Linked DNA regions of Mus musculus: region 2 is linked to region 1. Evidence: chromatin loops called from intact Hi-C (ENCODE). Cell type or tissue: heart. All regions are shown on one strand. Links, peaks and the distances in the headings refer to the core of each region. The heading gives the core; the rest is flanking DNA.

Region 1 (7,805 bases), core at 1,792-6,791:
AACCAGATAGACCCTCTTCCACATTAGTGGTGGGAATGTGAAATGTTAAGCTGTTAAGAAAATAGTTTGGTGGCTCTTCAAAATGGGACTTCAATATTTTACTCCCCCCCCCCCCGCCCCGTGCCCCGAAAGTTGAAAATGGCTAATCAAATCCTTAGGCACATATGTTCACAGCATTACTACTAACACTAACTCAAATATGGAAAGAACCCAAATCCATCAACTGATAAGTAGGATATTATGGCATAGCCACAATTATTCAGCCATAAAGAAGAGAGCACTGATATGTGGTACAATGTGGGTGAACCTGAAAAACAACTTTATGTGACAAGAAAGAAGCCAGCTGGAAGAAGTCCCATATAGTATGGTCCACTTAGAGAAAATGTCTGGTATAAGTAAACTCAGAGAAACAGAAGCAGATCAGTGGTTGCCAGGGACTGAGGAAAGTTGGGAACAGAAAATTACTGACCAAGGGGTGTAGAATTTTCTTTTGGGGCAGTTAGAATGTTTTGGCAGCACAGAGGTAGTGATTGCAACATGCTGTAACATGAATGTAACATGCTGTAACATGAATGTAACATGCTGTAACATGAATGTAACATGCTAAATGATGCTGAAGTTTTCACTTTGAAATCATGTGATGTCGAATACTGCCAAATTGACACAATCTAGAATCTTCTGGGAAGGGAGTTTCAGTAAGGAATCATCTATATTTCATTTATTATTTTATGTATATGGATGTTTTGCCTGCATTCATTTCTATGCACACTACATATGTGTCCGATTATCTTGGAGATCAGAAGAGAAAGTTGGGTTTCCTAGAATTGGAGTTATAGATGGCCGTGAGCTACCACAAGGGAATCTGGTTTTCTGGAAGAGCACCAAGAGCTCTTAACTCCTGAGCCATCTCTCCAACCCCTCAGAGAGGAATTATATAGACAGGCTTGCCTGTAAGAAGACTGTAGAAGTATTAACTGATTACTTAACTGAGTGGGAAAGACCTGCCCACTCTGGGTGGCACCATTCCCTAGGCAGGGAATCCTAAATGTGTAAGAGTGGAGATGGGGAAGCATGCATGTATTCACTCACTGCTTTCTACTGTTGATTGTGCATGTGATGTGACTAGCTACGTTACCTCCTGGTATCTTGACTTCCCTGCAATGATGAACTGTGACTTCTGAGCTAAAATAAGCCTTTCTCCTCTGTGTTGCTTCTATTAGGGTATTTTATCATAACAGAATTAAAAACAAGAACGTTGGGGCTGGAGAGATGGCTCAGCTGTTAAGAGCACCAACTGCTCTTCCAGAGGTCCTGAGTTCAAGTCCCAGCAACCACATGGTGGCTCACAACCATCTGTAATGGGATCTGATGCCCTCTTCTGGTGTGTCTGAAGACAGCTACAGTGTACTTATATATAATAAATAAATAAATCTTAAAAGGAAAAAAAAAAAGAAAACAAAGTTGGTTGTATGTTTTTGAAGTTATTTTAATACTTGCTATGGTCTGGCTTGTGTCTCCTGAAGGCACGTATGTTTAGATTTGATTGGCAGCCAGTGGCATTGCTGGGGAATGGTAGAACCTCTAGAAGGGTGGTCTAGTAGAAAGACGTTAGGTTACTGGGGGTGACCCTTGTATCTGATTCTGGATCCCTGGATTCTTTATCACTCTTCTTGCCTCTCCCTGACATGATGGGCCTTGCCACAGTCCCCAAAGACTATGACAACACCTTAAAAACCATGAGCCAAAATAAATAAACCGTTGTTTCTTTTAAATGATTGTCTTAGTTAGGGTTTCTATTGCTGTGAAGAGACACCATAACCGTGGCAACTCTTATAAAGGAAAACATTTAATTGAGGCTGGCTTACAGTTTTAGGGTTCTAGTCCATTATTGTCATGACCAGGAGCATGGCAGCATGCGGGTAGATATGGTCCTGCAGGAGCTCAGAGTCTTAAATCTTGATCCAAAGGCAGCAGGTAGTGGCTGTGCACCCCTGAGCCTGGGCTTGAGTTTCTGAGACTTCAAGCTTGTTCCTCCACAACACACTCCACGTGGCCACACCAACCTCAACAAGGCCACACCTCCTGATAGTACCACTCCTTCTGGGCTACACATTCAAACCCGAGAGTTCACGGGAGGGGGTCACTCCTAGTCAAACCACCACAATGACTGTTTCAGGTACATTGCCAAAGCAATGAAAAGTTGATGAATATAATAGTCACCTTTAAAATGACTTAGGTTAATGGACAAATATCTGAAATAAATGTATTTACAGGTAACTTGGATTTTGCCCATCTGGTGCTCAGCCTCAGAGCCCGTTTGGCTCCTGCCTGTCTGTGCCCTCTGTAGAATCATGAACTTTGATTTCTCCCAGTCACAGTATGTCTGACTTCCCTACTGCTCTCAGTGCTGGCAGCTCTGAGTTGATTGGCAGGTCTGTGATTGATTAGTAAGTTCCCTGTGATTGATTAGTAAGCCAAGCAGGGATGGGGCTACAGGATTGACTCCCTTCCTGACCAGCACGCGTTTTGGAACTGAAGTCATCTAGAACCGCATCAGGCCTGAACTTGCTTGAACTGTTGTTCTAGTTGTGACTACACTAGCAGCCACTGTGCTCTGAAATTATGGAAATCCATTTAAATATTAAGTTAATAACTTTATTGGGATATTTCTGAAGTCTACTACAATCTCCAAAGCTGCAAAAGCCCCAAGGTACTACCTTCCACAGCTTCCTACTCCAAGGTGTCCCTGCAGATCATAAGAGGGGTCAGAGTGGCTCCTAGAGAGGGGCTCAGATAACAGTGGGAAGATGGCCTTTCCTCCTGTTTGGAACTCATTTCCATTCTATCCCCAATGAAGATAAATTACTCTCCAGCCTTTGCTTTGTTTGCCTTTACTGGGATGGGACAGGACAGCTGTTCTGCAGAAGTTCTCACTGTCCCCCTCCAGTGGCCGCTGAGGTCTTGCTCTAGATACCCTGGGAGGCTCCTCAGTACTGCTTGCAAAAGGTCCTGTCCTGCTGGCTTCCTGTCTAAAACCCCAGCTGGTGATTGCAGGGCCCAGGTTCAGATGTCAGTGTCTCAGGAGACTGTTTTCCAACCATCTATCATGTGCTGGCATCAGTGTTTCAAGGACATGGGCTCCTGTCACCCCAGTGCTGCTATGGGCTTTTGGACAACAGCTTCTTGAAGTTGAGCCTTTACCCTAAGGAAATACACCTTCTCCTGGACAGACATATGGAAGAGGCCAACTGAGCAAGGCCATTAACAGGGTCCCTGTTCTCCATGGAGCTAGTTAGGTTTCTTCAAAGCTGCTTACACCCTCTCTGGTTGACTGCCACTCCCCAAGGCCCTGTTTGCCCTCACTGACTACAATACAGCCTTCTTCCCAGTCTGTCAGCACTCTCTCCTCCTCTGCCTCTCCTTCACATGAACTGCACCCCCACTTCTCCCCTCAGAGAAGGTGAGCAGAGGGGCTATTGGGAAGAGAATAAAAGCAAAAAGGACTTTATGTCCAAAATTAGTGATGCTTGAAAAATCGGTGCAGTTTTTCATTTGACTTAACTGAAAATCTAAATGTGCAAAGATGTGAACTGACTCTCTGTCTCTCTGTCTCTCTGTGTTTGTCTCTCTTTCCCTCTGTCTTAGATGTCTCTGTTTCTCTCTCTCTCATTTGGAAGGAAAGGGCATCAGAAATCTGTATAGAGACCACCTTACAGTAGATAATTAAGCCTTTTGGGTAGGGCCTAGGGCTCTAGTGCAAGTTGCATGTAGTAGAAGCCAGAGAGACCTGGAACACAGTGTATCTTTTGGGGAGAGTGCGAGTGATTTTGAGAGAGAATTTCAGAACCTTTTAGTAAAAAGCTTGAGTATAAATGGTGCATGAACATCTCCCGCAGGACAAAATACAAAAATTTGCAGGATTTGGCAGTGCTCTCCCTTCCCGGGGCGCCTCCCTATCTCTCTGTCCTCCACTCCCTTCTCAGGGGATACACACCAGCCTGGCACACAGGGTGGGGGGAGGTCAAGGGGAATGTTTGTTAATGAATCAGTCAGTTTTGGTTAAAATTAAATTCACCTCTCTCTCTCACAGGGGTTGGAACAGCCAGACCCGAATCAAACAGAAGAGGAAAGAAGGAAAGACACTAGGTAGAGCTTAAACCTTAATGTTTAAGAAATATAGTCACCAGAGAGGTGACTAGCCCAGAAAGTGGCAATAAACTGTTCATGTGCATCTCAGACGTGAGATCCAGGTTTTCAAGTTTGTTAGGGGATTTAACGCAAATCAATATGCAAATCGAGAGCATTAAAAAAAAAAAATCCAGCCCTTTCTTGGGTCACACACAGGTTAGCTAGAGTGGAGCTCACCCAGATGCTCCGCAGCACCAGTCCAAGAGGAAGAGCCCGGAGGAGGGCAGTCCCGGGGGCGGGACCATGACGTTGGGGTCAAGGCGGTGCTTTCTCTCGTTCCTCCCCCGGCCACGGCCGCCGCGGCGGTGGCTCTGCATCTCCAAAAAGGGCCCTCCGACTTCTCACTGGGCCAGTCCGGCGCTGGGTGGCGGAGCCCTACACTGCTCCCGCCGGTCCCAGAGCCGGGATCCCTTCTCTTCAGAGTTTCGAGCAACTTTCCCCGCCTCTGGAGCTAAAGTGGCTCGGGGACTGTGACCACCGCAGGTGGGAGAGTCCCCGGCCCGGCTCTCCGCATCTTCGCTGTGCGCTCGCGCTGGGAAAGCCCTGGGTGCGTGCACCCTGGGGGTCCCCGGCCTCGGCTCTGTGGGCGAGATGCCTCTGGGACACATCATGAGGCTGGATCTGGAGAAGATCGCCCTGGAGTACATCGTGCCCTGTCTGCACGAGGTCGGCTTCTGCTACCTGGACAACTTCCTAGGCGAGGTGGTGGGCGACTGCGTGCTGGAGCGAGTCAAGCAGCTGCACTACAACGGGGCCCTGCGTGACGGCCAGCTGGCCGGGCCGTGCGCCGGCGTCTCCAAGCGGCACCTGCGAGGCGACCAGATCACGTGGATCGGGGGCAACGAGGAGGGCTGCGAGGCCATCAACTTCCTCCTGTCCCTCATCGACCGGCTGGTCCTGTACTGCGGGAGCCGGCTGGGCAAATACTATGTCAAGGAGCGGTCCAAGGTAGGATGCGTGCGGGTGCCCAGCCGCAGCTGCGCTGCAGGGGACGGGAAGCCTTCATTCGGAGTGTTGTGTCGCCTTCGCTGGGGTGCAGCGAACTTTGGTTTTTAACCAAGAAGTCAGCTTGCCTATCTGCCCTACTTGCGTCCCCTCCACCTCCTGGCCTAACCCCTTAAGCAAAAGTCCACGTTAAGGGGCTCAGGTGTCTCGTGATGATGAGCTTCTGCTGACTCTGAAAGAATTGCCCTGGTTTTGGTGATGACCGCAAGGACAACTGGCTGGTGGAGGGAAAAGATATTGGAAACACTGCGACACGCATGTCCATGATCCGAAGTGCCTCCTTTAAAGCCACCCGGTACTGCCCTTCACAGTAGCCAGAGGCACTCTTAACTCTACTAGAGGCAAGTCTAATTTTTGCCTTGTGTTAGTTGGCTTGTAGAGTTAGGTAGGGTGGGAGGGAAGAGTTCGGTATGACAAGGTTAAGTCCTCCACTTCTGCTGCAGCCTTTGAGCCCTGGGGCTCAGAATTCTCATAGACCCCTCAGCCCAAGTGCTGAGCCCCACGCCATCGCCTTTCTTTTCCTATAAACTCATGGCAAAATCCACTCAAACAACCTGATAAGGTCCATGAAGAGAGTGGTGAGGTACCTCTGGGTAGAAACCTTGTTTTTGTTGTTCTCATAGCCCGTAATGGGGGCAGTGGGTGGTGATGATTTATCTTGAAAATGTTTACAGGTAGATTGGCAGGCCGGTAGACCAATGGGAGGTGGAGGAGCTGGTGCCTGTAACATCACTTTGGGTTAGTCTTGCTCCTGGCCATTTCTTCCTATAAGGATAGTCAAACTCTCTCTCCAGGAGCAATTCAGAGAGAATTGCCCCCGTGTAGCTGCGGGACAAGGGACTCTTAGAGTCATGAAAACTTCATTTGAAGTCCAGCAAGGTAGAGCATGCTAGCAGCAGAGGAATTGTGGGCACTGAACCATGTGCCGCTCTTTAGTAATACTTGTAAAGTTTCTCAGTGTAGGTTCAGCCTTGGGATCAACTACTGTAGTCTTGTTTGTCCCCAAAGCTGGAAAGAGCACCCTTATAAAAAGCAAGTGATCAACTGGAAATGTCTGGAAGTGATGGGTGAAGAGAGTTGGGAGCTGCAGGCTGCTGTCAGGCTAGGAGGAGGTGAAGGGACTGTCTGACGAGTGTCCTTATGAATGGAACCATAGTAAATCTTAGAGGAACTGTTGGTTTCTGAATGCTGGGAGTAGTTACCTGAATTCTGTTAGAGAATGATGGATGATAGAGGGTTTTATTGTTTTGTTTGTTTTTTTTTTTTCTTCCATCAGTCTGGTGGTAGACTGGATCATCTGCATTTTCATCTGGGGTGTTTCTGCACTAAATAACCTTGTTGATAGTCCCGGGCTTAGCCTCTGTATTGGGAGGCACTTGTAGCTTTAATCCGAAAGGCCAAATGACACCTTATCAGTTCTGTAAAGTTTCTTCCAAGCTTAGCTGTTAAAGAATTTACCCTCGGTGGTTTAGGAGTAATGTTTTCCCCTCTGAGGGAGATTAGAATTAAAGATATGTCGAATCACTAGCATGGTTTATTATTTAGCTTTGACTTAGTGGATGGCAGGAGGACCCCGAGCTAGAATTTAATTCATAGGGAATGAAAAAAGTGCCAGGGAGAAGCAGGCAGGCTCTGTAGATCCCGGGGTGGACCCAGTAACTTTTCAGTTAACTGTGTGAGGTGACTGCGCTCGAAAAGAGAAAATCTGTCTTGCCCACGGAAGAGCCATCTTTCCTTATCCAGATTCTGGCTGTCTTGACTGTCCCTGGCACAAAGCTCTCCTTCACACCCTTCACAAAGTCCATCCCTAGACTGGACTATTCCCTGGCTAATTAGAACCAAAACAATAACAAAACCAAAAAAAAAAAAAAAAAAAAAAAAAAACAAAAAAACCAAAACCAAATAAGTTTCAACAAACTATTATGATAATTTTTTTTCTTTTCTCTCTCTCTCTCTCTCTCTCTCTCTCTCTCTCTCTCTCTCTCTTTTAAGTGTAAAACTTTGATTTACTTCTGTAAGGACGCCTGTGGCCTCGGGTCCCGTACTTGGAGTTTGCTGGTGATGCATTGTCAAGTCACATCCTGTCTATAGGGCTACCCTGGCTTCCTTTCACTTGGCCTGTTTTCTTTCTTACGTGCCTTTCCTCCCTCAGTGTCCTTCGTTTTGTACTGCTTCCCACAGTACTGATATAGATAGACCTAATTTCCTGCTTATGCTTCCAGGGGAAAACTGTTCTCTTCATGGAGAGAACTTGTACTGATTTTCAACTTATTTATAACTTTTGATCGAGGGAATTTCAAGCATACACACATGTAGGCAGGCTAGCATGAACTCCCACCAGGCTTTTTTAGCAACTGCCAGTTTGTACGTTTAGTTTAGACTTTTTTTTTTTTAAATATACTTTACATTCCTATGCATTGTACTCATATACACCCTCATTACATTTTTTTTCTTTAAATTGGATTTGTTAAGGTCATTGAATAATGTGAGCAGGATTGCAAAGGTATTGGGAATAAACAAGAATATTTACTATACCTAGACTGTGGGAGGACTCTTAGTACTCCTGTCCCTGTCATTTTTATATATATATATATATATATATACATATATAT
Region 2 (7,805 bases), core at 1,650-6,649, 150 kb before region 1:
ACCAGAAGTTTCTTGGTGTATTTCTCTTTATGGCATCCCAACAAATGCGGCTCAACTATTCAGTGTAAGGTGGACCAATACATGTGTGCGGTTAGCAAAGAATCTTTCATCATGTGTCCCTTGATGTGCTCGCTTTAGCAGAACATCATCTCTCTTGTGACTGCTTCAACCAAACATTCCTTTGTGAGTCTGCCCTAGTCTTTTACCTGTGTCCACTTTAATGAAACATTCTTTCATGTGTTTACCCCAGGAAAACACCATCCAACCAAATTGCCAAAGAACTTAAGTTGCCACTTCACAATAAAATGTATACATAAGAATGCGAGACCACACGATGCCTCCTTATCGCTGTTTTCTTCCTTAGAAAGTTTTTGGACAGGGTCTCGTGTATTCTAGGCCAGTCCCCAAATGTCTATGTAAATAGCCCTGAAACTTCTGATCCTCTTGCTCCATCTCCTGAATGTGGTGCCAGGAGGGAACCTAGGACTCAGTGCCTGTCACTCTGCTGACTGTGACAGCCCCAGCATTACGTGATATTTTAATATATGTAGACAGTGCTGTGTTTAAATCATATTAACATGTCTGCTTCACTCAGAATCTTTGTAGATTTTAAAGGTATAACAACACATAATTATCATTATCATCTCTAGAGCTTCTCACATTTATCCACTGCAACTTCCTCCCTATCAGTCAACCTCTCTGCGTGCCGCCTTCCTACCACTTCCACCGCTCTCTGTTAACCGAAATCCTTCTCCTCGAGACTTGTAAGAGATCAACCTCTGAGGTCCTGCATGTGAATGACCAGGGCATTGTCTTTCTGTACTCTAAGCTTGTTTTTTGTTTTGTTTTGTTATTTTTTTCAACACAGTGATCTCCATTTCCATTCACATTGCCACAAACAACAGAGTTTCTCCCTCCCCCCCCCCCCGCTTAATAATATTCCAGCATGTGCACGCATGCGTGTATGTGCATGCATGTGTATGTGTGACTTATTCTTTATCATATATCATTTGTATGCTTAGAGTGACTCTATATCTTGGCTTTTGTGACTAGCCCTGTGAACATGGGTGTGCAGATTGTCTCAGACAAGCCGACATTACTTCTTTGGATGTGTACATCCTCAGTAATGGGATTTGTGGGTCTCGCAGGACTTGTACTTTTAGTACTTGTGGGTCACTCGGGAGTTGTACTTTTAGTATTTTAAGGGACTAACAATCCATCCTGATTCACATCCCCACCAACAGTGCATGGGGAGCCCTTTCTCCACACCCTCACTAGTACTTCCCACTTTGGGCCTTTTGGATAATTACCATTTTACCAGAGTGACTTGATCTCTCACTGTGGCTTTAAATTGTATTTCCCTGATTTGTGCTAGCAATTTTTTTTTCTGTGTACCTGCTGATTTTTTTGCATGTCTTATTTTGATAAATGATTATTTAGGTTTGTTGCTTGGTTTTAATTGGGTTATTTCTTGTTTTGTTCTCTTTTTTAAAAGTATTTCTATTAATTTTTCAAGAATTTTATACAATATGTTTTTATACTATTCACTCTTGAGTTCTTACTCTTAAATCCTCCCCAGTTCATGCCCAGCTTCCTACTCCTACTCCCACTCTTAACCTCTGTTTCTTTTAGTCAACAGCGCACCGACTCTGGCTGGTACTGTGCATGTACTTGTGAGTGTAGGACCATCCACTGGAGAAGTCTACAGGAGCCACACCCTTAAGGAAAGCTGGCATTCACCCTCCTCGAAGCCATCCATTGTCCATAGCCTCTCCATCAGGGATGAGAGTTCATGAGCTCCTTAAGCTTCCGTCCATGCTAGACTGTAGCCTGTATTGATCTTGAGCAGGTCTTGTGTAAGCAACCACAGCTGCTGTGAGCTCATGAGGGTGGTGGTCCTGTTACTCTCAGGAGACACCGTTTCACTGTGGTCCTCCCTGCCCCCTTTTCCACAATGATCCCTAAGCCGCAGGTAACAGTTTGTGGAATAGATATCCTGTTTGTGGTTGAGCACTGTCCAGCCACTGACCCTCTGCATTGTGACCAATTGTGACTGCTCTTGAGATTTTAAAATTCTCTAACTATTGTGGGCTTGAACTCCCTTTCAGGCACAGAGCTTACAAGCATCCTTTCCCATTCTAGAGATTTTCTTCATTTTGACAGTTGATGGCTTTTTGGGCAGACACCTTTTCGTATGGGATGGTTGAGTTTCTCCATGTGCCTCTGAACTCTTGTCCTTGTGTATTCTAATGTCCTGTGGCATTTCCTGTATGTTTTCTTCCATTTGAGTTGATTTTTGTAGCCTACATCTAGCAGTTCATCTTTTGCATGTAGATACCAGAGTCCCTCTGTACTATTTACTAGTTGAGATTTATTTTTATTTTATCTACGTGTGTGTGTGTGTCTATGTGTCTGTAAGAATGTGACTGTGTGCCCTCAGAGGCCTGGGGAGGATGTCAGATCCCCTGGAGCTGGAGTTACAGGTGGCTGAGAGCTGCCTCACATGGCTGCTGGGGATTAAACTCTGCTTCTCTCAAAGCGCAGCAAGTGCTCTTAACTGCCTGCCCTCAGGTCCAAGGACTGAAAACACTGGCTTTACTCTGTCTCTCCCTCTGCTAGCAGTGTAGTCTTGTTTACTTTCTCTATGGTCTCATCACTAGCTGGGAATGATTACAGCACATACCATATGCAGGCTTCTGCAAAGGGTAACTGAGCTTGCCACACAGGGCTTCAAGGAATAGCAGCAGTGGTTGTGAAGAGCTCAGGGCCTGGTGCCCATCAGCCTGAATGAACCCTGAATGAACTCATGTTTAACCACCATCATCCCAAGTGGGGCCAGGCATTTCACTTCCTTGCTTGGTATCCTTTTTTTTTTTAAAATGGGGAACATTTGGTTGTCATGAAAATGAGTAAGTTAATCTAATCTGTATAAAAGGTGATGCCTGTACTCAGCAAGTATTGTTGGCTGCAATTAGCATGATGGTCGATACAGCCCAGATTGAGTGTGGTCCACAACAGCCATGAAATGATATTTTCATTTTACTGGAAGCACAGACCAGAGACAGAAAGTGAAGGAGAGGTTTCACCGGGTTCAGCTCAGTGGATTTCAGGGTGTCTCTGAGGGCGGCTAAGCTTCGTCTGCTCCCACAGGTGTGGTCACGGTGCCATTGTTGCTCAGTCATCATACCTCAGCTTCTGGAATACCCACCCAAGACATTGTTCCACCCTCGCACACAGCACTCTCAAATGCATCCTGGCTGAGAAGTAGCTGTTACCCCAATCCTGGGAGCGGGAGCAGCGTGACTGACAGCTTGCTGGAACTGGGACTTCCTTTTTGCCCTGGGCTCTGGCTGTGAAACAGAGCACATGAAAATAATTTCCTTAAGGAAGTTGTCCTGGTAGACAATGCCTCTTTGTCTGCAGGTAAAAGATGCTGCGAGGCCTAAAGACTGTGTGGTCTGGGATCTGAACAGCTGGGCTGTCTTTCTGGCTTCTAGGGCCTGCTGGGACATTGCTTCTCCCAGAGTGCCCTTCCATGAAACCTTGTCCTGCTGGCTTTCACTTCTGCCGCTTGTGCAGAGGGACAAAGTGCATGATGGGTGGTAACTGAGAACTGAGGCCACGGCAGGGGAGATTCCGGGGCACCAGGGCAGTGGAGCTGCCTCCTAGAGTCCCTGAAGTCACACTCATGTTTAACCCCTGTGCACCTCTGCTCACAATATGAAGGTGACATTAACTGACTCCGGTGAATATCCTGAGACTAATTAAATCTTTGGGAAAGAGTTAAGGAAACGAAGCTGATGTCTTTGTTGACAAAGCTGCAGTACTTATCAAACCCCCAGGGTTTCAGGGCTCAAGGGCATGAGAGATCAGGTAGGAGGGCCGCATAATTCTTCCCGAAAGCTAGTTTCGACCTCCCCAGCCACCCCAAGGATTCTCCAAAGACCTGAGGGGTTTTCAAAAGCCGCTGCTCTCTTGAGCAGGTCTAAGGAAGTCAAGCGTTAGTCTTCCTGATTTACCCTTCTCCTGGGACCTTTCCAGTTCCGCTGACCTCCCAACCTCCCTTATATCATTCTTTGGCTTGACTTAATTCTCTTTTGGTTTTAAACAAAAAAGGAGTCAGCCATTGTTCCGTTGTTACCGTCCATCACAGCTGTCACCCAGGGAGCATGTGTGTGTGTGTGTGTGTGTGTGTGTGTGTGTGCTCTGCGTGCTGTGCATGTGTTTCCTGTGGAAGCTAAGTCTTCCAAGAGCCCACAGAAGGTCACCTTTCATCCCATGTACCCAGGCTGGCCTGGCAACACTGCAACCTACAAGCCATGGCAGCACCTAGCGCTAGCATTTTTTTGTACGGCACCTTTCTCCTCAGCGGGTTTCAAACCAACTGCTGCATGCTTGTCTCTCATGCTTCATGCGATGAACTAACTTCTCAGAGAAACTCACGCTGTTCCACGGAAAGCCAAAGATCAGGACTGTTAGTGAGATTAAGCCATCTCAGTCAAACTCTTGATTTTTGTAGGCAAAAATTCTAGTCAGCCACCAGAGGGTGCCCACAGAGTTCTCTAAAAATGACTAAAAACCATGAAAGATTGCAGGAGGAAACATTTCCAGTTTGTATAAGACCAAAACAAATAGAGCTTGCCCACCCCTGCCTTATGTGGAGAATGACAAAGCAGCCATGGAAAAAGCAGGGGCGGGGGCTTTGGGACTGAGGGAGCGTGAGAGAAATCACCTGGATTTGAGCTGAACTGAGTTGCTTCAGGATTTGAAATTGGCAATTGGAATAGCATTTTGTGTACCGGCCCAGGAAGCGGTTTCATTTCTAAGCAAAACTCTCCGCCATGACCATCCCCCCATCTGTGTGTACAAAAGAAATGCAAATACATGTAAATATTATTCTAAACCAAAGGCTTCCTGGAAGGTAAGGCGGCTGCAGCAGAAAAAGAAAGAGAAAATGAAAAAAAGAAAAGAAAAAGAAAGAAAAGGAAAGAAAAAAGCACAGTGCGCTGGGAATTGGAAGGGTTGAGTGTTTGAGCCACAGGTCTTGCCCTAGGGTAAGATCTCAAAATGGAAATGAAGGGACTGTGGATCTCAAAGCAGAGAGCAGACCCTACCTTCTCCAGGGCCTGGCATGTAGGCTATGTCTGGCATCTCTAGCTCCAGGGACTGGCATGGTGACTGGGTTGTAATAGGTGCCTGGAAATGTCAGAAGAGTCCGTGTGTGTCCCAGAAGAGAGCTGGAGAAGGCAGGACTTCCTGGGCTGGCTGGGAACATTTGTCAGGCTGAGAAGTGGGGAGACATGGTGGCCTGGGGTGGAAGGATAATTTCCTCATGAGAAGTTCTGTTGTTGTTGAACTCGGGTATCATATCGTGTGTAACCAACAAGTCAGGCTTGGCCACCCATCTTCAATAAGCTGATTAGAGGAGCCAAATTAATAGTGAGAAGCAGAAAGAGGACACTTAGTCAATGTGGCCATATCGGGAAGAGGGGCAAAGAGTCTTTTTTTTTAAATTCAAGACAGGGTTTCTCTGTGTAGCACTGGTTGTCCTGGATCTTACTCCATAGACCAGGCTGGCCTCAAACTCAGAGATCCTCCTGCCTCTGCCTCCCAAGTGCTGGGATTAAAGACATGCGCTACCACTGCCTGGACAAAGAGTCTTAATGACTTCTCTGAGTCTGTCTTGGGGGTTCTGACAAGTTTAAGTAGAAAGCAAGAGATATGCGTAATGAAACAGTCTCCGAGATGTGGTCCCCTCCCCCCACCTCCTTGAGCCTCTCCTGAAGGTCAGTCTGTCTTACAAGGTCACCTGACCTGTGCATTTTTTTCTTCTGGAAACAAGTTCTTCCTTTGGATGCCCTCAATTTCAGACATTTCCTCTCCCAGTACAGAGGTTCCTGGGGACATTGCAGTTTCTTGGGGTCCATTCTTTCAACAGTCTGATGAAGAAGGAAGTGCCAATGTGTCTGTAGCAGGTGTTCATTCCTGCCAGACAGGTCGGTTTATACCATGCTATGTTAAGTTTGTGCCACTGTGACAAAGTAATTGAGATAAACAACTTAAAATTAGATATTTATCTATTTATCCATTTATTTATTTATTTATTTATTTATTCCTTTTGGCCCATGATTTTAGAGATTTAAGTTTATGATGAGGGGGCTCTGAAAGTCAAGGTGACACAGATATCATGGTGGGAACCACTTGGTAGAGCAAAACCACTCACCTCAGGGTGGTGTGACTTTTCTTGGGGCAAAGTAAAGAAACATTATATTTGCCCCAGATAGGGAGCTGACAGACCAGACCAGAAAAGAATTTCATCCAAGCCCAGGCTGGTGAACAAGTAAATTAGGGTCTCTTAGTTACTTAAAGGAGTGTGGGCCACTTACCTTGGAAATGTCACAACCTTTAGAATTAACACACAGGCAGCTGTACCTCCAATAAGAATTGCACCTCCTGCATATGCTAACACACACACACACACACACACACACACACACACACACACACACACACCAATCCTAGGGCAGGACTGCATGCATTTGGGAAAGGAACAAGAGGGTGTAATTACTAGGATCTGCAAGGAAACGCTAACTTCGTCACTATTACTACAGAATGTATTATTCTGTTGACTTCGTTGCCATAACTGTGGGCCAAAGGTTTTCTATAGGTCACAACAGGACCTCTGCTTTGAGGTGGCCAAGAAGAAATGAAAAGAGGAGGAAGGAAGGAAGGAAGGAAGGAAGGAAGGAAGGAAGGAAGGGGAAGGGGAAGGGAAGGGAAGAAGGAAGGGAGGGAGGGAGGGAGGGAGGGAGGAAGGGAGGGAGGAAGGGAGGGAGGGAGGGAAGAAAGAAGGAAGGAGGGAAGGAAAGGGGAAAGGGAGGAAGCAAGGAAGGAAGGAAAAAGAAAAGGGAGGAAGGAGAAACAAATAAGCCAGGTATAAGGATATGACCTTTGTGGGCATATGTCTGTGACCTAATTCCTCTAATTAGACCCCACTTTCAGAAGTTTCCATCAACTCTCAGTAGCCTATTAAGCCATGGTCCTATCAATGGATTAACCCATTGATGAGGTTAGAATCTTCTCAGTGTACTCACCTTCCAAAGGCTTGACCTCTGAACACATGAGCTTTGGGGAAACATTTCAAATTCAAACTGTAATGTGCTCCTTCTGAGGTACCTCTGCCGGAAACCTTTGCCCTTAATGTCCAACAGAACAGAAGTATGAATGTGTTGACTTTGTCTTCATCACGGTCACTTGCCCTGTCTGAATGCTCCATCCATTCACGTATGTTTCTTTCTACTCATACGGAGTTTTTCAGTATCAGTCTCTAGCTACCACTTATCATTCCCAAACAAGGACCCTAGTGTCTCTTAGTCATTTTTTTCCATGGTAAACTAAAGAAGTAAATATTGGTGGAAATAAGTTCTTACTAGTACCCAGAAAGATCTTTGGTTCTCTGGGAATCCAGCCAATATGGAATGAGGTGGAGGGACTGGTTGCTGGGCAACTAACTGGGCTGCCATTTATCTTTCTGGGTAAGCAAAGGCACTGTGTGTCTATGTTCTCTCCCTTTCTCTCTCCCTCCCCCCACCCCCCACCCCCGTCTCTCTCTGTGTCATTCTTTATGTCTCTCTCTTTCTATCTCTGTATTACTCTGTCTCCCTCCCTCTCCCTGTCTCTGTCTCTGTCTCTCTCTCTCTGTGGGGGTCATATGGTCTTGAGAGTGGGCTTCAGTGATATCTCGCTCTGACATGGGGTCTATCACTTACACAGTGCTTTGGCAGCTCCTATTGTCTCTTTCTGCT

The links. Peaks named below come from ENCODE experiments on the same cell type or tissue, not always from the same donor. Only the 100,000 strongest peaks of a DNase experiment are listed, where the experiment ranks them.
Region 2: it touches region 1 in a loop (4-fold over the local background); 12 of 42 quality-filtered maps call a loop at or near these places.

Annotation. Positions count from the first base shown.
Region 1 is chr12:54,200,536-54,208,340 of GRCm38, reverse strand. Egln3 (egl-9 family hypoxia-inducible factor 3) reads left to right here and starts at 4,467. Exons shown (of 5, transcript NM_028133.2): 1 at 4,467-5,136. The coding sequence starts at 4,780. In heart, for the core only: a CTCF peak has its summit at 2,958; DNase peaks (open chromatin) are centred at 2,960, 4,480 and 5,860; H3K4me3 peaks cover 2,611 bases; H3K27ac peaks cover 2,333 bases.
Region 2 is chr12:54,350,196-54,358,000 of GRCm38, reverse strand. Gm35895 (a long non-coding RNA gene) reads right to left here and starts at 7,177. Exons shown (of 3, transcript XR_381605.3): 1 at 7,095-7,177; 2 at 5,115-5,308; 3 at 4,762-4,857. In heart, for the core only: a CTCF peak has its summit at 4,532 (motif pointing right); no DNase peak of the experiment used is centred there; H3K27ac peaks cover 334 bases.